Linked DNA regions of Mus musculus: region 1 is linked to region 2. The links are chromatin loops, found by intact Hi-C in ENCODE. Cell type or tissue: heart. All regions are shown on one strand. Links, peaks and the distances in the headings refer to the core of each region. The heading gives the core; the rest is flanking DNA. Region 1 holds the start of Gm52543 (a long non-coding RNA gene). Region 2 holds the start of Adrm1 (adhesion regulating molecule 1).

Region 1 (10,428 bases), core at 746-8,745, 170 kb after region 2:
CAGAGAAGCCCACCCATTCCTGTACCTTGCTTGGGGAATGCCTCCGTGCTGTTGCTTAGGCTAGTTTGCAAACAGGCAGTCATGATAGGTGCTCCACTTTGCTTTAAAAACTGGAAAGGTTTATGAGAAAATAAAAATATCAAAACCAAGGACTGTGAGATCCCTAGCACTTGGGAGGTGGCAGAGGAAGGACCGGAAGTTTGAGATCATCCTGGGCTTCTTGGAAAAGTCAATGCTAGTTTCAGCCGTGTGAAACAGAACAAGACAAAGCAAACAAATAAACAAACAACCCCCCCCCCCCAAGCTGGTAGCCATGACTGTAGCAACCTGAGAGGCCACTCTTTGCCCTGCAAAGCCCCACCATTCCTTGCTGCCTGCTTTTTCCCATGGGACTCCTTTGATGCAACCTCTGCTCAGACATCTCACTGAGAAGGCAAATCTCTCCTGATGAGACTTCCCCTTTTCAAAGCGTCCTGTCTCGGTCTCTGCAGCTTGGACCACTTGCTGCAGGACTTGAGCAGGACTGCAAGTCTCTCTGGGCCATGCCACACAGACTGTGTCCCCAGAGCTGGAAATGGAAAATGTGATTCACCTTGCCCTGGAGCTGCTTCTGCTCAGGGCAGGGCTGTCTGGTGCCCTGGGTGGAAGTTGTGCTGGATCTGTCAATTTGTCTCCTCTGAAGTCTGGTTCCTGCTGAAGGCCTCTATTCCTTTGTCCTCTCAGGGACTGAAAAATGACAGGCGCTGGTGGTAGGGTTCATTCCATCCATTCAGGAAGAGAAGCTTGTTCTGTGTAAATGAGCCTGGCAGGGGATTCACAGAGGATCTGCTGGGAGGAGACACTTGGTTGTAGGGAGTGGAAGGGTGAGTCTTTCCTCTGTTGGCTTTGCCTGTAGCCTGATAACTGCTTCTGCTTTGGTGAAACCCTATAGAACTGTTCCCACTGATAATCCTCTGGTCTCAGTTAGACATCCAGGCCCAGCCCCGTGGGATCCAGATGGAAGGAGTCCAAGGTAGAATTAACCCCTCCTTTTCTGTAGCCATGTTTCTATACACTTGCATGGAAACATTGATAGATTTCCCACAAATGGGCTTTCTGTGGATGGCAGCAGCTTGTGCTGTCTAGTAAAGGCTATCGGGTCCCTTCCAAAATGCTGGAGGACGCAGGGTTGGCAAGGAAGCAGGGCTAGCTGTGTTTTTCACCATTTGCATGGGTAAAGCCTTTTTACATCAGCTACCCCACTGCCCATAGACTGAGAGCCCCTTTGCCCATTCTGTGGATCTCATCTGGGTCTTTTTAGATCCCGTACTTGGTTTCTACTCATCGTTGCCTGTAGGCTTCTGCCTCTTCTGCCAGAACCGACACCTCCCAGGAAAATGCCCTGGCACAGCAAACAGGCAGCCGTGGACTTTGAGCCTGGGCCACGGCAGTGAGAAGGCGTTTCCCGGCACAGACGGCTCTGACCTTTGCGGCACCCCAAATGCAGATGGAATGGAGGGCTTGTCTTGGCAATTGGGCGCGGGTGGGTTGGAGCAGGAGGGCGAGGGTCCTCCCTGAGAGGTGGCGCATGGTACAGCCTGGAACAGGTGGTGACTCACTGATCACCCAGCCATAAAGTCAGGGTGATGGCCCAGCATCCCAGCTGGTTCCCTAGAGCTCCTAAGATCCCTACCCTTCCCTGCAGCTGAGCCAGGTAGGTCTTCCACAAAGGACGGCCTGGGCTGGCTCTGAGCCACCACTTGGACCTCCTACCCCTTATCACTCATTTGCTACTTCAGGGGAAGCTGAGTCCCAGGGTAGGAGAGTAAGCAGCGGAGGCTGTCCCTTGCACATGGGACTCTCATTTCATAGGAAGTACAGCCTGGATGAAGATTCCTGCTGAGGCATACATAGCCTGCTAGGCACAGTTCCCAGGAGGCAGTGGCCAGTCATGCTCTGGGAAACTGCTCCCAGATCTGAGCGAGCTGATTTTGTAGCCTGGCTTCAGAGATACTTCTTTTCTGCTGACGTTAGGGCAGATCTTGCCTCAGTGTCCTCATGGCAGCCCTTCCAGACCTGGCTGAGTAAAGGATTTTGGTGGGATGGGATTGTGATCTACAGGGTGCCTTATATTCTGCCATAAAAGGATAAGTCTTGGGGCAGGGCAGGTCCTTCCAGGCCAGAAAGCAACTTTAGGGAGCTACATGCAGCAGCGACAGCACCGTGCCATCCGTCATAGTATCCTCGAGATCCCAGGCTGCACTGGGCTTCAGTGGAGGTTGCAGTTCATAGGTTACCGTGGACCCCCATTCGCAGAGCCGGCTGAGCCTCCAGGTGCAACTCGTTCAGGTTGCACAGACTAACGTCCCTGCTCCTCATAGTTGTGTCTGTTGCTGACACTTGCCCTGTGGCCCCTCCTCTTGTCCCTCCCAGTCCCATGCCTGCCTTGTAGCCCTTCCTTTGCCAAGGGAACCCCGTGTGCCTGGTTCTCTCCCCTTGTCCTTGCTCCTTCCTAGGAAAACTGAGTCCTGGGGTTGTGTTGCATCCTAACTTAGGGAACTTTGCTCACTGTGGGCCAAAGCAGGCAGAGGAAAATCTGTGCTCCCAGAAGAGCAAGAGTCAGGCCAGCGCCCTTGAGGTGCCCCTAGGGAGGGTGTGCTCTGGTGATCATTGTCACCCTCTTGCTAATTAAGTAAATAGGGGGCATCATGTGAGGGAGCCTCGATGCAGCAGTTCTCAACCTTTGGCGGCTCAAATGACCCTTTCACAGGGGTGGTGTCAGACTACCAGAAAACACACATATTTAGATTACAGTTCATAACAGTAGCAAAATGTCAGCTATGAAGTAGCAATGGAAATAAGTTTATGCTTGGGGGTCACAACAACACGAGGAACTGTACTAAAAGGTCTCTGCCTCAGGAAGGTTGAGGACCACTGCTCTAGGGAATTCTCAGTCTCTGGGGCCTCATAGAAACTTAATCTCCTGCCTGAAGCCGTGCTACCTGCCAGTCATTCCCACTGGGGTGGCTGAAGCAGGAGGGTCACAGGTTCCAGACCAGCCTGGCCTACATGGGGAAAGCTTGTTTCTAAGACAGTTTAATCTTCCTACTTGCCCTGACACCCAGCCTTGAGCCCCACCTGCGTGTTACCTTGTCTCCAGACTAGCTTAGGCACTTCCTGGTGGGTCCTGAGAAGGCTAGATAGGCCCTGTGTGGTGTCTTTCCCCTACTTACATTTTGCAGCCTCGGCCATGGTTGAGCTAATATTATCTGTTTTCTCAATGCCCTAAACAGTCACACCTTTGAAATTCTGTTGCCACCTAAGGTGGGGAGACTACATTAGGTGACTTGTTAACAAATTCCGGGATATCTGGAGAACAATTACTCTGCCTATAAGGAGAGGTTGCTATTGCCCCCATTTTACAGATAAGGAACTTAGAGGCCTCAGACTGGCTATGCAGCTTGTTCAGCACCCCCAGAATCAGATAAAAGAACTTGCATGCATAACAAAACTAAAGAATCTCAACCCCATCAGACAACACACACATCACAGGTCACCCAGTTTGCTGGGGACCCTCAGAATGGAAACCAAGGCCCCCGCAAAGGCAGATGACCTATCTGAGGTTATGTTGAGTGGGACCCTAAACCTCCTGCTGACTCCTCCATGTCTGAGTGGGCACTCTGACATCTCAGGATGTCAGGATGTCTGTCTGTGCAGCCTTGCTTTAGTTCCAAGATTCTGAGGACCAGGCTGCAGATGTTTAAGAGTGAGTATGGACAGCATGTGTGCATGTGTGTGTGTGTATGTATGTGTGTGCATGTGTGTGTATATGTGTGCATGTGTGCGTGTGCATGTGTGTGTATGTATATGTGTGCATGTGTGTGTGTATGTAAATGTGTGTATGTGTGTGTGTGTGTGAGTGTGCGTGCGTATGTATGTATATGTGTGCATGTGTGTGTGTGTGTATGCTGTAAAGTTGGGGAGCTAAGATGCCCTGGGCTGGCATCCCATCTTGTAGGCCCGGAGACTGCTTACTGAGCTTATCAGCTGATGGAGCAATGCTGTGGTGAGAGGGTGGGTGAGTGTGGGCATGTTAATATCAGCTTCAGAGGAAGGGAAGCCGAGGCCTTGGATCTCTAGAGTGAGGGCTCTTTCTAGGAACCCTGGCCCTGGCCTATGTGCACAGACAGAGTACCAGGGGCTTGGGCTCACTTCCTTTCTCTAAAAGAGGTTCCGGGAAATGTTGGCTGGCATGGAAAACCAGCAGACTAAATATAGCGGTGGAACTTCCTGGAACACATTATTATGAATGTCTGATAATTAATGTCAAACAGTAGCACCTTCCAGAAATCTGAATCCACCCTGCATATCCAATTGATTGGTAGGAGTTATTTCAACGCCCCCCCAAGCATTACCTGAGAGGTACCTGGAGTTCTTAGGGCCTTTGGGGTCCCTGGCAGATATCAAGGGTCAGGCATGCCGGTGAGTAGTTCTCAGCCCAGAGTGTCAGGATGGGCTACGTTGGCACCCACCTGTCAGAACTGCCCTCTTTGGGAAGTAGGTTGGGTCCCCAGGAAACTGTAGCCTCTGGAGTGGGTGAGGAGATCTGTGTCAGGCGTGGCTTTCTCCAGAAGCCCTGCCTGCCTGCTCTGGCCCCTAGCACCTTCACTTTAGCCCAGCCACTGTCTGGTGAGGGTCCCTTCTCATCCTCCTGAGCAGATGGGAATAGGTTAAGGCCTGAGGGGCCCTTTGGCCCTCTGTCAAGGAGACAAACAGAGGATGTTGGCTGAACACCTGGCAGAGAACGCGCACACGCAGGAAGAAGACTTTTGAGGGAGCGGTGCCGATTTGAGGACTCTGGTAGCTGAAGCCCAGAGGATTCCTTGCATGCTTGCTGGCTTCCCTTGTGCCCAGTCCAGGCTAGAATCCGGACTGTGCTTTCTTTATGAAAACCATCCTGGCCATCAGCCACCGAGCCTCCCCACAGGTCTTGCACAGAAGGCCGAGGGTACTGTGCAGAGGAAGACCCAGTTCTGGTTCTGCATGGGGCTCAGCTGTCCTGGCCCTTTAGGTCTGAATTGTTCTACAGACTTCCTGTTCTCACCCCTTCTCTCTGCAGTGAGAGGAGATGGTGGGCCCTACTCCATGGTCAGCCTGGGTAACTCTACACAAAGGGACAGCTCTGGCCATGCTTGCACCTAGTAGGTCTCCAGGACTCTGATAAGCTTTGGAGGCTTCCTCTTGGAGCGTGTTCCTGATGGACACCCCGAAGTGAGGTGAATCAGCACACACCTGGGCTGGTTGGGTGGGAACAGTGCAGAATGGAGCTTGGGGTGTTCTCATCTCAACCCCCAGGCAGAGTCCTGCTACCTGGTAGCTCAGCTAGATAGCAAGCAGCACTCTGGGTCCCTGTTTTCGCTGAGAGGCCTTTCCTGTGGCCCTGCTTTTGTTTGGTAGTGTCTAGTGTGCGACGGGCGCCCCCTGGTGGCCATACTGAACATTTCCTTGAGAGGTGGGGCCTGCAGGGTTTGGGGAGTCAGGTTTGTTGCCAGGAGGTCCCTGCAGCTGGCTAGCCACGAGGCTTTAGGTCCTAGGATCAGTGGGCTTCCAGCCCCATGGAAAATGCGAGAGCAAGTTTCACTAGGGCCACACAGTATCATTGAGCACTGAGCGTGGAAGGAGACAGATGGGCCACGTTTCTCCTCCCTCTTTCTAGCCTTCCTTCTCCCTCCCTTTTCTTATACATTATATCCTGGCGGCAGTTTTCCCTCCCTCCACTCCTCCCAGTTCCTTCCCCACTTCCATTCTCCCCCAGATCCATTCCTCTTATGCCCCCCCCCCCCAAGAGCAGGCTTTCCATGAATACCCACCAAACATGGCATAACAAGTTACAATAAGATCAGGAACAAACCCTCATATCAAGGCTGGATGAGGCAACCCAACAGGAGGAAAAGGGCCCCAAGAGCAGGCAAAAAACTCCCACTGTTGTGTCTTCTGCTAGAACACAAAGCTACACAACTATAATGTATATGCAGAGGACCCAGCTCAGTCTCATCAGGGTCCGTGTTTGTTGCTACAGTTTCTGTGAACCTCTGTGGGCTCTGCTTAGTTGGTTCTGTGGGTTGTGTTCTTGTGGCATCCTCAACTCCTCTGGCTCCTACAATCTTTCCTCCCATCTTCTTTGGAGTTCCCCTGGCCATGCCTGATGTTTGGTTGGCTTGGCTGTGTGGGCCTCTGCATTTATTTCCGTCAGTTGCTGGAAAGCATCCCTCTGTTGACAGTTGGTCCATGCACTGATCTATGAGGATAGCAGAGTATCACTAGGAATTACTTTATTGTCTTTTTTGCCAGTCGTTTTTGGTTCTCTCCCGAGTCTCTGGGCTGTCCAGTCTCTGGTTCCTGGCCTTCCAGACACTGTCAGTTGTGGGTTCCCTTTTGTGGTGTTGGCCTCAACTTGGCCAGTCATTGGTTGGCCATTCCCACAAGTTCTACACCACCATTACCCTAGCATGTCTCGCAGGCAGGACAGATTGTACGCGGAAGGATTTATGGCTGGGTTATGTCTCAGTCCCAGGGCTGGAAGCCTTGCCTGGTTAAAGAAGACAGCTAGTTCTGACTCAGTATTCCCTGTTACTAGCAGAATTCACTAGGATTACCCTCACCCTCAGGGCATTTCCACAGCACTAGGGTTCTGCATTGCCTCTCCAATACCCCCTCCAATTCCAGTCGCCTTTCCCAGAACTCTCCTCCCCCAGCCTGATCCCTATTGTTCCCACCCCCATCCACCCCCAGTCCACCTACAAAGCTCTTTCCCCTTCCCAAGAAGATCCATGAGTTTCTCTGTGTCTGTGGATTGGAGTATGATCTGTGGATTTAGCAGCTAATGTTCACTTACCAGTGAGTACACACCGTTTGTCTTTTGGGTCTGGGTTACCTCACTCAGGGTGGATTTTGGATTTTTTTTTTTGAGTGCTATCCATTTGTCTGCAAATGTCATGATGTCATTTTTTTTAACAGCTGAGGAATTCTCTCAGAACCACATTTTCTTTATCCATTATTCAGATTGTTCCCAGTTTCTGGCTATTATAAGGCTGCTATGAACATGGTTGAACAAGTGTCCTTGTGGTAGGATGTGGCATCCTTTGGGTATATGCCTAGGAGTGGTATCGATGGGTCTCGAGGTAGATCAATTCCCGATTTTCTGAGAAACTGCCATATCTGTTTCCAAAGTGGCTGTGTAAGTTTGCGCTCCCACCAGCAACGGAGGAGTGTTCTCCTTACTCCTCCCACATTATCAACAGTGTGAGCTGTCACTTGTGTTTTTGATCTTAGCCTTTCTGACAGGTGTAAGATGGAATCTCAAAGTAGCTTTGATTTGCATTTCCCTGCTGGCTAAGGATGTTGAACATTTCTTTAAGTGTTTCTCAGCCATTTGAGATTTATCCATTGAGAATTCTGTTTAGATCTGAACTCCACCTTCTAATTGGATTATTTGGTTTTTAAAATATCCACTTTCTCGAGTTCTTAATGGGTTTTGGATATTAGCCCTCTGTCAAATGTGGAGTTGGTGAAGATCTTTTCCCATTCGGTAGGTTTTGTCCTATTGACAGTGTCCTTTGCTTCACAGAAGCTTTTCAGTTTCATGAGGTCCCATTTATTGATTGTTGATCTTAGTGCCTGTGCTATTGATGTCTATTCAGGAAGTTGTCTCCTGTGCCAATGCGTTCAAGGCTATTTCCCACTTTCTCTTCTATTAGGTTCAGTGTATCTCATTTTATGTTGAGGTCTTTGATCCACTTAGAGTTGAGTTTTGTGCAGAGTGATAGATATGGATCTATTTGCATTCTTCTACATGCAGATATCCAGTAAGACCAGCATCATTTATTGCGGATGCTTTTTAAATTTTTTCGCTTGTGTATTTCTGGCTTCTTTATAAAAATCAGGTGTTCACTGATTTCATTGATCAGCCAATGCTTTTCTGCCGATACCATGTGGTTTTATTGCTATAGCTCTGAGGTACAGCTTGAGTCAGGGATGTGATGCCCCTGGACGTCCTTTTATTGTACAGGAGTATCCTAGGTTTAGCTATCCTAGGTTTTTTGGTTTTCCACATGGAGTTAAGTATTGTCCTTTCAAGGTCTATAGAGAATTGCATTGGGATTTTGGTGGAGATTGTATTGCATTTGTAGATTTGGTAGGGTGGCCATTTTTACTATGGTAATCCTACCAATCCATGAGTATGGGAGATCTTTCCATCTTTTGATAGCTTCTTCATTTTCTTTCCTCACAGACTTGAAGTTTTTGTTATACAAGTCTGTCACTTGCTTGGTTAGAGTTACCCAATATTTTACATTATTTGTGGCTATCATGAAGGATCTTGTTTTCCTGATTCCTTTCTCAGGCCATTTGTCATTTGTGGGCTACTGATTTTTTTCTTTACTTGAGTTAGTCTTGTACAAACACTTTAGTAAAGGTGTTTGTCAGCTGCAGGAATTCCCTGGTTGAATTTTTTTTGGGTTGCTTATGTGTACTTATCATATATGTTAAGTCCAAGCAACTGCAGCCAGAATGTGTAGATACAAATCTTCATTTTTTTGGTATGAAATGAGGAGGGTACGTCATGGCTGCAATGATCTTGGTTGCTGTGTTTGGGTAGGGCAAGAAGGAAGGTGGGTAGGGAAAGAGTCCTGAGCTGTGCAAGGGGGCTGCTCTCTCAAGGGTCACACCCAGGTGGGCAGTACTATACCACCCACTGCCACATTTTTCTGCCCAGAAAGGAGCAGGCAGTGACTCTGTCCTGAATATCTTGATGCCTCTCTACTTAGAGACCTGTCTTGGACACCTTGGGATTTATAGGAATGGGGAGGTCAGCTCACTATCCGCCACCAAGACTGGACTAATGACACTATCAAGATGGGCCTGGGGTCAATCAGGAATGTTGCCTAGTCTTTAAGTCCATCAGGGGAGGGGCCAAGGTCAAAAGTTCTGTGGTATTCAATACCTGAGGAAGCACTGGCCTTCCTGATGCCTCACAGAAGCCCCTTTGGTTCAGAAGGACCACCAGGGGGCAGTAGAGTAAGACTGGAAACCCAGCACCACATGAGGAGTCATGTTGACTTTGGCCAGCATGGAAATCAGAAATGTCCAGGGACATACAGCACTGACTATGGTGACATTGCCCTCCTGAAATGTAAGTTAGGAGATAATACTAGGGTTCTTGGAGGATGTGAGCAGGCGACCAGCCCTGCCTATCATGTGGCAGCTGTCTTGGCTATTATAGGCTCTAGTGGGACCCTAGGGGATGCAGGGCTCCCCTCTGGACAGACAGCAAAGGGAAGCTGAATGCCAGTTGTTCATAATTCTTTCTCCCCAAGGCTAGCCGTGAAGGTTGACAGCCAGCTTGTCATGTACACATTGTCTTAGAAACTTCATGACCGTAGACATTTCATCCATGAATGCCTACTTCAGGCTATAGCTTCGATGTCACTGTACACTGCTGGGATAGCAGCACACAGAGGCAGTAGACCATCCTGCCTCCTGATGGCTGCATCTCACGCTGGCACCAGGCAGCTGACGTGGAAGCAGGTTTCTGCTTTCTGCTGCTATTACATGTGTACCAAGGGCACATCCGTGCAACCGTAGTTACATGTATATGTACAGAGGATGATGTTCATATCTGTTCCTTCTTCCAGCATTGCTGAGTCCCAGTCTCATCCCTGCCTCTAGGAAGCCAAACACCCTTCCACCTCACCCAGACCCAGAAGGCAGGATGGTGGAGTAGCGCCAATACATACCTCATCTTTGAGCAGTTGAATTTTTATAATTTTTTTATGATTTATTTATCTATTTTATGTATATGAGTATACTGTAGCTGTCTTCAGACACAAGAAGAGGGCATTGGATCCCATTACAGGTGGTTGTGAGCCACCATGTGGTTGCTGAGAATTGAACTCAGGACCTCTGGAAGAGCAGTCAGTGCTCTCAACTGCTGAGCCATCTCTCCAGCCCCGAGCAGTTGAATTCTTGAAGCAGGAGATAGGATCTCTGTGTTAAAGCAGGAGAGCTGAGGAGCAGGAGAGACAGCCTTGAACAGAGAGGAGAATCTATGTGACGTTCAGTGTAACCCACCCAGGGCTCTGCAGAGAAGGAAGAAAGGAAGGGTCCAGGGAAAAAGCCCGAGCCTGGGGAAACCCAAGACCTTTCCTTCGCTGTCTAGTGCTTGCCACTCTGAGCATTCTGCTGTGGTCCTGGTGGTGTGGCCTGAGGGGCCTGCTTGCATTCAGCATAGACTTTTCCGCTGCTGTTATTCCTTCCAAGTGCATTTAGGGGAGGCTGAAGGAGGAACCATTCTTTCTACAAAGCCAGCTTTGCAATGAGAGTAATGAAGAAAAGGGGGTGCACATCTGCCTGCCCCAAGACTGGTGCCAGATACAGTCACTATGGGTGACT
Region 2 (10,428 bases), core at 2,031-10,030:
TTTTACATTGGATAATTTATCATCATCTCAGGGCTCTGACTTTTCTGGAAAGAGCTACAGGCAAGTTCTCATATCCTACTGGAGTAGATGTTTGGACTAGGTATTCTATAGAGTTGGCCTAGAAAATGAGTTATTTCTTAAAATGGCTTGCCTTAGTGGGGAGGGGACTCAGGTGGTGTGTCAGGATGGAGGAGTGTTTAGGCCTTTTGAGTTGTCATGGCTCTACTTACCCTCTCTCCTTGGGGACTAGAGAAGCCATAAAACAGCTGGGCTGGGGCAGCTTGATTGCCTGGGAGGGAGCCCACAAGTTTATCCAGTGTCATGACTCTGTGGATAGAGGGACAGATGGTCTTCCAGAATACATGTGCTTGCAATGCTCCAGCTGTGCAGGGCAGATGGCACCATTGGCACAGGTCCTCAGTGCAGCGTCTGACTGTTAGGACACTGTTAGCACACATCTTACCTCCATTCTGACCCCAAGCAGCAAGCACCAGAAGGTGGAGCTGCCCAGGCTCACACCTGCCAGGGCCTCTTCTTGAATGGTGTCACCTATGTGTTCCAGCAAGTTCATACTCTCGCATGGCCACTTGCTGCCAAAGCCCACTGCAGAAGCCATGTAGGTGCCCTATTAAACAGGCTTCCCCAGCCCTGACCACCCCCACCTGACAGATTCTGTCCCCAATTCCTTTCTGTCTGGCTGTTTTCATTTTTACTAGTTTATCCAACAGTGGCTGTGGGAGCCTGAGTGCGGGTGAGCCTGGGCTAGTTCTTTTCTCTGTTCGTTCCTTTGCTTTTCTGTAAGCACTGAGATGTCTGTCACCTTTTGTCCATTCACCAGACTGATTCAAATTTGTGGCATTTGTAAAGAACCCTGGATAGTTGTACACAGGTTTCCTGTGGATACCTCTTTCGCTCTACTTACTTTGTGTACAGAGAGCAGACTTCAGCCTTGGGTGTCATTCTCATGAGCATCCATCTGTTTTCTGAAAGTCTCTCTGGGACCTGAAGCACATGATTAGGCTGGACTGGCTGACGATCAGTGAACTGCAGGAATTCCCTCCCCGGTACTAGCTCTGCAAGCATTTTAACAAGTAAGCTATCTTCCCAGACCCTCTTGGTTTTCTTTGAGGTCACATCTCATGTAGCTTGAAACTACTACCCTCAGCCTCCTCAGTGCTGGGATATCACATGTGAGTCAATACACCTCGCCTGTATATCAGCTTGCATCTCTCTTAGGTAAATGCCTAAGAAATACTAGCTGAGTCACATGGTTATAGTATGCTTACTGTCTGTAAAAACAAACACAAACATTGCCACCTCACCAAAGAGGAACCATAGTGGCAGGTGAAGCTAGGGAGTGCTCAGGTTGTAGAGCATTAGAAACCTGCCGACACATGGTGAGGGTTGGCACAGCAGGGCACTCAGCACCACTGGGGCATGCAGAGGCAGGCTTCAGGGACTTAGAAAACTAAATGCACCTCTTCCTTATTCTAGAATTCAAGGCCAGCCTGCTGAGTTCCAGGACAGCCAGGGCTACACAGACCCTGACTATTGAAAGAAGGAAAACTAACCATACCATGCCCATGGTGATACACATGTAGCCCCAGCTTGGAGGGGAAGACAAAGTCTTGGGTTCAAGGCTAGCCCTAATTACATATTGAGACCTTGTTTCCAAAAACAAAACCCAACCAAATACAGTCCTACCACAAAGCTGACAAACAGGCTTTCATATTTACCAACACAGACCTACACACAGGTACTTGTAAGAAACCAAGAACAACTTCAGTAAGTGAACAGAGATGCATCCAGATCATGGAATATCAGTGTTGGAAAGGAGATTCCAAGCCATAAAAGGGCCTGGCTCAGCAGGTAAGGCCCCCTAGCGTAATGACCCGAGTTTTATATCCAGTATTTACATGGCAGAAGAAGAGACCTAGCTCCTGAACTTACAGACATTTTGCTCTGACTTCCACAAGCAAGCCTCGGCACAATTCCACCATTAAAGGGTGGGAAGCTAGAGTGATAGACAATGATTTGGTTCCCAGCACCTGACAAAAACCGGTAACTTTTTTTTTTAAAGCTTCATTATTATATGTAAGTACACTGTAGCTATTTTCACACACACCAGAAAAGGGTATCAGATCTCATTATGATGGTTGTGAGCCACCATGTGGTTGCTGGGATTTGAACTCAAGACCTTCAAAAGAGCAATCAGTGCTCTTAACTGCTGAGCCATCTCTCCAGACTGAACTGATAACTCTTAATTCCAGGGAATCTGACACCCTCTGTTGTTTGCTGCAGACTCGCACATGGTACACCTACATACTAAAAAAAAAAAGAAAAACTTTTTTTTTAAGTCAGAAAAAAAAGACATGGGGGAACTTAATTGTCATTGAGAGACGTTCCTTTACATAGGCCACGGTGCACTAGTACAACATGATATTTTGGGAAAAAATGTGCAAGAAGGGCTTGGGGTGCAGGTGAGCTGTGAGCTGTGGCACTGTTATGGGAGTGTTTGTCAATATGAATAGGGAACATGCCAGGCCCCGTAGTCTAAGTGTGGTGTACTGTATACTTACTACCCAGTGGCTTTCAGGGGGCTTCTGAATATTTGGAGGCCATTCTGGGGTATGTAGTGAGACTGTCTCAAACAATATATGTGAACAGTGTTGGTTTGGTTTAACTGTCTCCAGGGACAACTCAAAACTTTGTGATAACATTGTGAGGCAGGACTGTCAGGTGAGGAGGCCTTGAGGGTGCCTCCCTCATGCATAGGACTAAGCCCTTATGAAGGCAGGTGTCCTACCACATAGCCCTACTAGACACCGAAACTGCCCTGCTTTGACCTTGGTCTTCTGCTGGAAACTGATTTGTGTTCATTTAGAGGAACAGAGTAGCACCTGCCCAGTGAGCCCCGTGCATATTGTGGATGTCTAAGATCATGAACTTGGGAGAAACATTACTGGTTCTCATAGACCCACCTGGAAGGTGCAGCCTGGGAGGCAGGGGCAGGGGAGTGTGAGCTGTCTGTACTTTCTGCTCAGTTCTCTGGTGAACCTAAAATTATTCTGAAGAATTAAGTCTATTAATAAGACAAATGGAGAGAAAGCCATACCTGCCGAAGTCAGCTCCCCAGTGGCTGACTTCCCTTATGGAAACTAAAGACAGAAACCATCCACAATGTAGTCCACACAGGTCAGGGCCAAGGTAATCACTGCAGCCTACCCACTGTTGGGTTCTACTACAGGTTTGGACATTCCAAGGACTGTATTTGTGAACTGCAGTAACTGTGGGGACCAGCATCTTTGCCTTTTTTGTGCCGTTATGCAGCACTCAAATGGAGTGGCCACGAACACAGCCTTCTCAGCACCCAGCTAGGATGGTGTGCTTCCCGCTACAGAATACTTAAGGAAGGCATGGGAGGTGCCATAGGACTGTAAGCTTTCCTGGCTCATGAGAAGATACTGGATCCAAGGCCCTCAACATTCATGACCTGGCAGAAGCCCAATCTCCTGGCTTTGAAATGTGGGTTCTTTGTGACTCTAGTAGCAGCTTTGACATATGTGGCAAGTAACATTTGCTTGGGGCCACAACCAGGTTAGATTTTCTTCTTTTTCTCTTTGGCTGCTTCATGCTATAGTGTCAGCTTCTGACACCAGGCTCCACCACTGCCTTCTGGAAACTAAGATTCTCAGAAATGATGAGGGCTGCCTAGCACCACACAGAATTGTCACCTGCAAAGAAGTTTTGTTTATGTGGGCTTTAAACAGCCCGGGCTGCATCATCCCATTAAGGTTCTCAGCACCCACATGGTGACTTACATGTGTCTATAACTTCAGTCTTAAGGATCCCAGATAGCCCTCTTCTGGACTTTGCAGGCACCCAGCATGTACATATGTACACTCAGGCAAAACACCCATACACATAAGATGAAAACCAATTACAAAATCGAGCTGGAAATGTGACTTGGGGGTGAAGCACTTTTTTGGGGGGAGTTTACGAGACAGGGTTTCTCTGTGTAGCCCTGGCTGTCCTAGAACTCACTCTGTAGATCAGGCTAGCCTCCAACTCAAGAGATCCGCCTGCCTCTGCCTCCGAGTGCTGGAATTAAAGGTGTGCACCACCACACCCAGGTGGGGGTGAAGCAATTAACCAGGAATGTTTCGGCCCTGGGTTGGATAGCCAGCATGACAACAAGCAAAGATAAACTTTCAGTTTATGAACATAACAGTGAAGTGACAGCTCTATTTTCCAAACTGCTCCCAAATTAATTAAATCTTTAAAGAATGACTTAAAACATTTTATGTGTGTTTTGCCTACATGCATGTCTATACAATGTGTGTGTGTGCCTGGTGCTCACACAGGCCAGAAGAGGGCATCCGGTCTCATGGAACTGAGGTTCCAGACAGTTGTGAGCTGCCATATGGGTGCTGGAAATCAGACCTGGGGGCCTCTGCAAGAGCTGCCAGTGCTTTTAACCACGGAAGCATTTCCCCAGTCCCAATTAAATCTTTTAAATTGGTCTTGAACACTTGGCAGTTCTCCTGCCTCAGCCTTTTCAGGGCTGGGATTATCAGGCATGAGCCACCACACCTAACGAAATTCAAAGGTTTTTGTAGTAAAGCTGGAAACTGGGCCAGCGAGATGACTCAACAGGTAACATTGTTTGCCAGGCAAGTCTGGTAACCCAAGTCTGATCACAGGAACCCAGAGTGTAAAGAAGCAAGTTACTGAATGTTGTGCTTAGACTGCCACATGGGTGACACACACTTTTAAAAAAAGGAAACTACACAGGACAGAGTCCAACAAAAAGATGACAGACGCAAGCATGTAGAACTTACTGCATCAGAATTCCAAGCAGGAACTAAAGCGAGTGAGCCACAGTGGCGACAGAAATGCATCTTAGAGGCGGGACTCCCTCCAGCTCAGGCTGGCCTGGAACACGTTGGTGTCGGCGTCAGACAGTAGTAAGTGAGAAAAACTACTTTTCACCTTTGTTTCAGAAAAAGACCGCACACGTTTCACATATACACAGATGGTAACTTGTGGAGCATGCCAGAGAATTCAGCACTGCTTGGCCCTGGAGAGGGCTGGAGGGTGGGCCTGGGGCCTTAAAGCTGTCATAGAGGAAGCAAAGAAATGGAAGTGGTGTGTAAAAGAAACTGTGAGGACTCTTGGGCTTTACATTCTGCGAGCACCTCTGCCCTACAGGAAGGTGGTGGCACCCTACCTGACTAGCTACAAGCAGCCCTTAGACCCCACCCATCCGCGGTGCTCTGTGAACTTGTTCTTACAGCATTGAGCAACCCCATGCTACCTTCTCCACCCCACCTCCACTCCCCCATCCTGAGCAGCCGCTTGTACTTTCCTATAATGTATGTCAAATTAGCACAAAGTGACATGAAGCTGACACTTTCCTCGCTCTCGTGTCAAGAGACTACCTCCTACCTTTTAAACCATGTGACTATTTTATGTCTTGGGCCCTGACACCTCGCTCACCCAATAATGCAAATCAGACAGGCTGTCTCCCTGCGGTGTGGAGAGAGACAGGTCCATTCAGAACTAGATGGGTAACAGCGGACATCCGTCCCAGGGTACGTGTCACAGCTCAACCCCACGAGCACGTTGGTGTACGGTCCGGTGCCCATCACCCTGGTCTCGACCTCTGCAGCGCCGCCCCGCGGGGGCCCTTTCTGCGAGTCGTGGAGGCCGGGGCGCTGTTCCCAGCGCTGCCGCCAGGGGCCACCGCCGCTCCCCTATGACACAGCAACAATAGGGGCCGCTCTGGCCCGCGCTTCCGCCGGAAACAGGCCGCCGGCGCGGAGGCGGGCCGGATGCGATGGACGGTGACCAGGGCCAATCGGGACCTGGTCGGGGCCGGCCGCGCGGCTGACGGAACTCAATCCGCGGCGAGAGCGGCGGCGGGGCGGGCCAAGCACGGGCTTCCGGCGAGGCCCGGCAGGCGCCGAGGAGGAAGAGCGAGCCCGGACGGTGCCCCTAGGCCGAGTGTGAGCACCGCCAGGTAGGGGCCCGGTGGCGGCAGCGGCGGCTTAGGCGCACGCGGCTCCAGGCTGGGTCGAGCGGCGGGAGGACGGGACGCGGCAGCAGCCGGGGGGCCGAGTCAGTCCGGGCCGGCCGCCGGTGCCCCAGACGCGCCGGGGCCGGACGCAGCGAGGCTCCCTCCGCACGGGCGGGCAGTGACGTCGCGGGAGCAGGGGCTCCGCGGGGCTGCGCTCGGCCCTGCGCACAGCCCTGGCCTTGCGCAGCCTGGCGCGCTCCCGCTCCCGGGCAGTCGCGGGCCGACCGGCGTATGGGTGGGACATTGAGCACGCGACGCGGAACGACGGGCCTCGCTCTGTTTTTTCAGGATGACGACTTCAGGCGCTCTGTTCCCAAGCCTGGTGCCCGGCTCTCGGGGGTCTTCTACCAAATATTTGGTGGAGTTCCGGGCAGGAAAAATGTCATTAAAAGGAACTACGGTCACCCCAGATAAACGGAAAGGTCTCGTGTACATCCAGCAGACGGACGACTCCCTTATTCACTTCTGTTGGAAAGACAGGACCTCTGGGACCGTGGAGGATGTGAGTGCCTGTAGCCAGAACAGGCCAGCGGGGCAAGAGCAGGGAATATGGCTTCATCTTCCATAGATTAGTGTAGGGGTCCCAAGGTTGGCAGAGTGCTCCAGTCACTCTGTGAAGCCATGCACCCCGTGGTGACCATGGTTCTTAAGGTTTTAGCAGAGACAGCCTGCTGACAGGGTGATAGGGTGGGCTGGTGGCCTCAGCCCTGGCCTTAAACTTCCAGTCTTGTGGAGGAGTGTGCAGATATGACCCTCACCACAGCCTCGGGTAGTTTAGCGCTCTGAAGAGGCTGCTTTCCTTGGGGCTCTTTGTCTCCCAAAGTACATTGTTCTTTGTTACACTTAGGAGCAGCTAGCCAGAGTTGGTTGACCTTTTACTTCTTGGAACACAGTTCCAGAATGTTTCTGTTAAGTCGTCTGGTCCTCAGAGAGCACTTTTTCTATTCCTCCAGTCTGGGCCCTCTTCTGTTTGTCTTCACTGGGGTCTGAGACTTCTTGACTCCACCCTGTTATTGGGGTCCAGCAAATATTCAGGGACCTAAGCCTTGGTGGTACACACTTGTGTGCCTCTGTCTATCTGTCGTCTGACTGTCCTCCTTGTGTCGCCAGGACTTGATTATCTTTCCTGATGACTGTGAGTTCAAGCGGGTACCTCAGTGCCCCAGTGGGAGGGTCTACGTGCTCAAGTTTAAGGCAGGGTCCAAGCGGCTCTTCTTCTGGATGCAGGTAAGCAGGAGAGTGGTCTACTCTGTCTTTCCTTGTGATTCACTTGGGGTTACTTTCCCCACATTAGAAGGTGCTGACCTGGAGGGCCTGGTCTGGCTGCGTTCCTACCACGGTGGCTAGCTGGTGGTTAGGCACCGGAGCCCCGCTCGTGGACTTATCTGTAGGCACACAGCTCCAGGGCCTCAGGTCTTCCATTACTCCATGGCCACGAATTTTAGCTCCCAGAGGTGACGCCCTCTGTTCTCTCAGCAGTTGAACGTCCCCCACTTAAGCTCTTCTGTGCTGTGTGTTGCGAGGCCCTTCAGTGTCATGGCTCCTGCATCTCACCCACATCTGCAGTGTCCCTCAAATGCAGTCTCCACAGTCTGCCACCTGTTGGAGACCATTGGCATATTTGTGTTTCTTATACTGTTAATGTGGTTCTGCTGTGGTATGGGACATGGGCTCTCTCTTGGGTATGTGGGTCCAGTCTGGAGTCAGGGCTAGACTTGGGGTATGTTCAAGGGTGGGGTACACAGCCATTACCATTGTCATCCTGTGAAAGGGGGCAACAAGCAGCTATTTGTCTGCAAAGTACCAGGAGGGGAGGGGCTTCCTCTCAGCCTGGGTTCTGGTCACCTGAGCACAAGGATCTAGAACACAGAGAGGACAAGGGGTGTGGCCCCTTTGCCTGGTGGTGGGGATCAGTTCGTTCCCTGCACGGCTCACCAGGAGCCATACAGTGAAGGCACTGCAGTCTTGCATTGTGATCATTGGCTCTGGGGCCTTCTCACTGTTGCCATTGCTGTCCTATTGAGCTGTGCTGTCACATTTGTAGTGCTGCCTCTCCAGTCACTGTGTGCGCGCGCTGATTGAGGCTAGCTGGCCACATGGGTGCAGGGAGCCGCTCCTTGTGCAGACTGCTCAGCTTTGGCTCTTTGCATATGCTCTCTGGCAGGAGCCCAAGACTGACCAAGATGAGGAGCACTGCCGGAAAGTCAACGAGTGTCTGAACAACCCCCCCATGCCTGGGTCACTGGGAGCAAGTGGGAGTAGTGGCCATGAGCTTTCAGCACTGGGCGGTAATTATCACCTAGACCTGCGTGGGGCATTGTCCTTCAGTGACTGGGGACACTGTGAGGCAGAGCCTGCTTGATAAGTTCTGGTTCTTTCTTTCCTCCCATCTACACAGAGCTCACCTGCTCCCTGCTGCCTCCTTCCAGAGGCTGTTACTCCCTCAGTGGTTCTTGGGTAGGGCCAAGGCCAAGCATCTGCCATAGAGTGCAGTGCTCACAAGGGTCTAGGTCCTGGCCAAGGCCACCACAGCAGGCCCATGTCTGATTCCTGTGTTTACCAGGTGAGGGTGGCCTGCAGAGCCTGTTGGGGAACATGAGTCACAGCCAGCTTATGCAGCTCATCGGACCAGCCGGCCTGGGAGGACTGGGTAATGCCCCGCTGTCCCTGGCTCCCTCCCATAGGTGCCCTTTCAGTGCTTGCTTGCAGACCCGGGGTTTTCTCTCAGCCATGTCTGTGTGTTCCCTGTGCCGCTCCTTTGGAAGGTGCTTGTCTGCTGGGTGGGTGGAGAGGGCCTGGTCTAGCATGTGTATATGGAGTTTACCTGGGGTACAGCACAAGTGGTACAGTTACTTAGAAGGCACTGTTCTGGCTGAGATTGGCCTGTTCGTGAGTATGAGTGTGGGTGGGGTGGAAATGACCTAACTCAGTAGAATAGCTTTTAGAATGCAGACTAGTATGGCGTGGTCACTACAGCCTCTTGTGGCTACCTAACCCTCCCTGTTCATCCCTTGGTGTTGGTATTGGAATATGTAGCTTCTCTTACTGGTGGACATGGGTTAGTGTCTTCTCAAGTGGGCTGGAGGGTGTATCTAGCACACATTTCTTTATTTCTGTAGGTGGACTTGGGGCCCTCACTGGGCCAGGCCTGGCCAGCTTGCTGGGGAGCAGTGGACCTCCAGCCAGCAGCTCTTCATCCAGGTGAGCTCCATCCCCCAATGCCTGACATGAATACCAGGCACTACCTAGCACCAGCCAGCACCTTCTCCTTTTCTGAACTCACTCAGGAGATAGGGTAGAGGGTCCCCGTTACCTCAACTTGTTGCCTGGGGAGGTGGGCCTGCAGACCTGAGGAGTAAGTAGCCCTGAAGCATGGTGGGCCTAGCTGCTCCAGCCCTTGCTCACTTTCCCCAGCTCCCGGAGCCAGTCGGCAGCCGTCACCCCATCCTCCTCCACCTCTTCCGCTCGCGCCACCCCAGCCCCTTCTGCCCCAGCAGCTGCCTCGGCAACCAGCCCAAGCCCCGCACCCAGCTCAGGTAATGGAACCAGCACAGCAGCCAGCCCGACCCAGCCCATCCAGCTGAGCGACCTCCAGAGCATTCTGGCCACTATGAACGTGCCGGCAGGGCCAGGAGGCAGCCAGCAAGGTAAAGAGCTGTGGGTGGGTGCTCACAGGGTGAAGGACTGCTGACCATAAACTCCATGACTCCTGGAGATGTGGAGCCTGGTGTCCATGGCGTCCAGCCACACCTGCCTACCTCATGCTGCCCTGCGGACAGGCTCCCAGTCTCCTGCCCTCTGGGTGCCTGGGTTAGCATCAGGCCACTGATGGCCACCTTGCTTGTGCCCTAGTGGATCTGGCGAGTGTGCTGACCCCAGAGATCATGGCTCCCATCCTTGCCAATGCAGACGTTCAGGAGCGCCTGCTGCCCTACCTGCCCTCTGGGGAGTCTCTGCCCCAGACTGCAGATGAGATCCAGAACACATTAACCTCGCCCCAGTTCCAGCAGGTATGGATGTCCATGGCACTCTCTGTACCTGTGTCTTTTAGCTTTGGTGGGTCTGGTGCCTTCGGCACCCAGGTCTGCATGGCTGCTCCTTGTTGCAGGCCCTGGGTATGTTCAGTGCGGCCTTGGCCTCAGGACAGCTTGGCCCTCTCATGTGCCAGTTCGGCCTTCCTGCAGAGGCTGTTGAGGCCGCCAACAAAGGTGGTGAGTACTGATCCCCCATCGGCCAGAGCCAACCCTGTGTTTGTGGAATGCTAGAGGCTGGCTGCCTGGGTGGTAGCCCTAGCCTGAGGTTTAGTTAGGCCTCTGTGGCTGTTTCAGATGTGGAAGCATTTGCCAAAG

Evidence for each region. Hi-C counts contacts between places; a loop is a spot of excess contacts. Peaks named below come from ENCODE experiments on the same cell type or tissue, not always from the same donor. Only the 100,000 strongest peaks of a DNase experiment are listed, where the experiment ranks them.
Region 1: it touches region 2 in a loop (2.5-fold over the local background); 4 of 42 quality-filtered maps call a loop at or near these places.

The regions. Positions count from the first base shown.
Region 1 is chr2:180,341,854-180,352,281 of GRCm38, forward strand. It overlaps Gm52543 (a long non-coding RNA gene), which reads right to left and starts at 4,638. Exons shown (of 5, transcript XR_003953987.1): 1 at 4,395-4,638. In heart, for the core only: a CTCF peak has its summit at 5,466 (motif pointing left); a DNase peak (open chromatin) is centred at 5,458; H3K4me3 peaks cover 1,364 bases; H3K27ac peaks cover 4,762 bases.
Region 2 is chr2:180,165,667-180,176,094 of GRCm38, forward strand. It overlaps Adrm1 (adhesion regulating molecule 1), which reads left to right and starts at 5,922. Exons shown (of 10, transcript NM_019822.3): 1 at 5,922-6,022; 2 at 6,368-6,581; 3 at 7,190-7,306; 4 at 8,244-8,367; 5 at 8,643-8,729; 6 at 9,199-9,280; 7 at 9,494-9,726; 8 at 9,932-10,089; 9 at 10,188-10,290; 10 at 10,408-10,428. The coding sequence starts at 6,369. It overlaps Gm29886 (a long non-coding RNA gene), which reads right to left and starts at 5,584. Exons shown (of 4, transcript XR_867152.3): 1 at 5,500-5,584; 2 at 4,842-5,117; 3 at 231-327. In heart, for the core only: CTCF peaks have their summits at 5,715 (motif pointing right) and 7,683 (motif pointing left); DNase peaks (open chromatin) are centred at 5,275, 5,815 and 6,595; H3K4me3 peaks cover 2,688 bases; H3K27ac peaks cover 2,168 bases.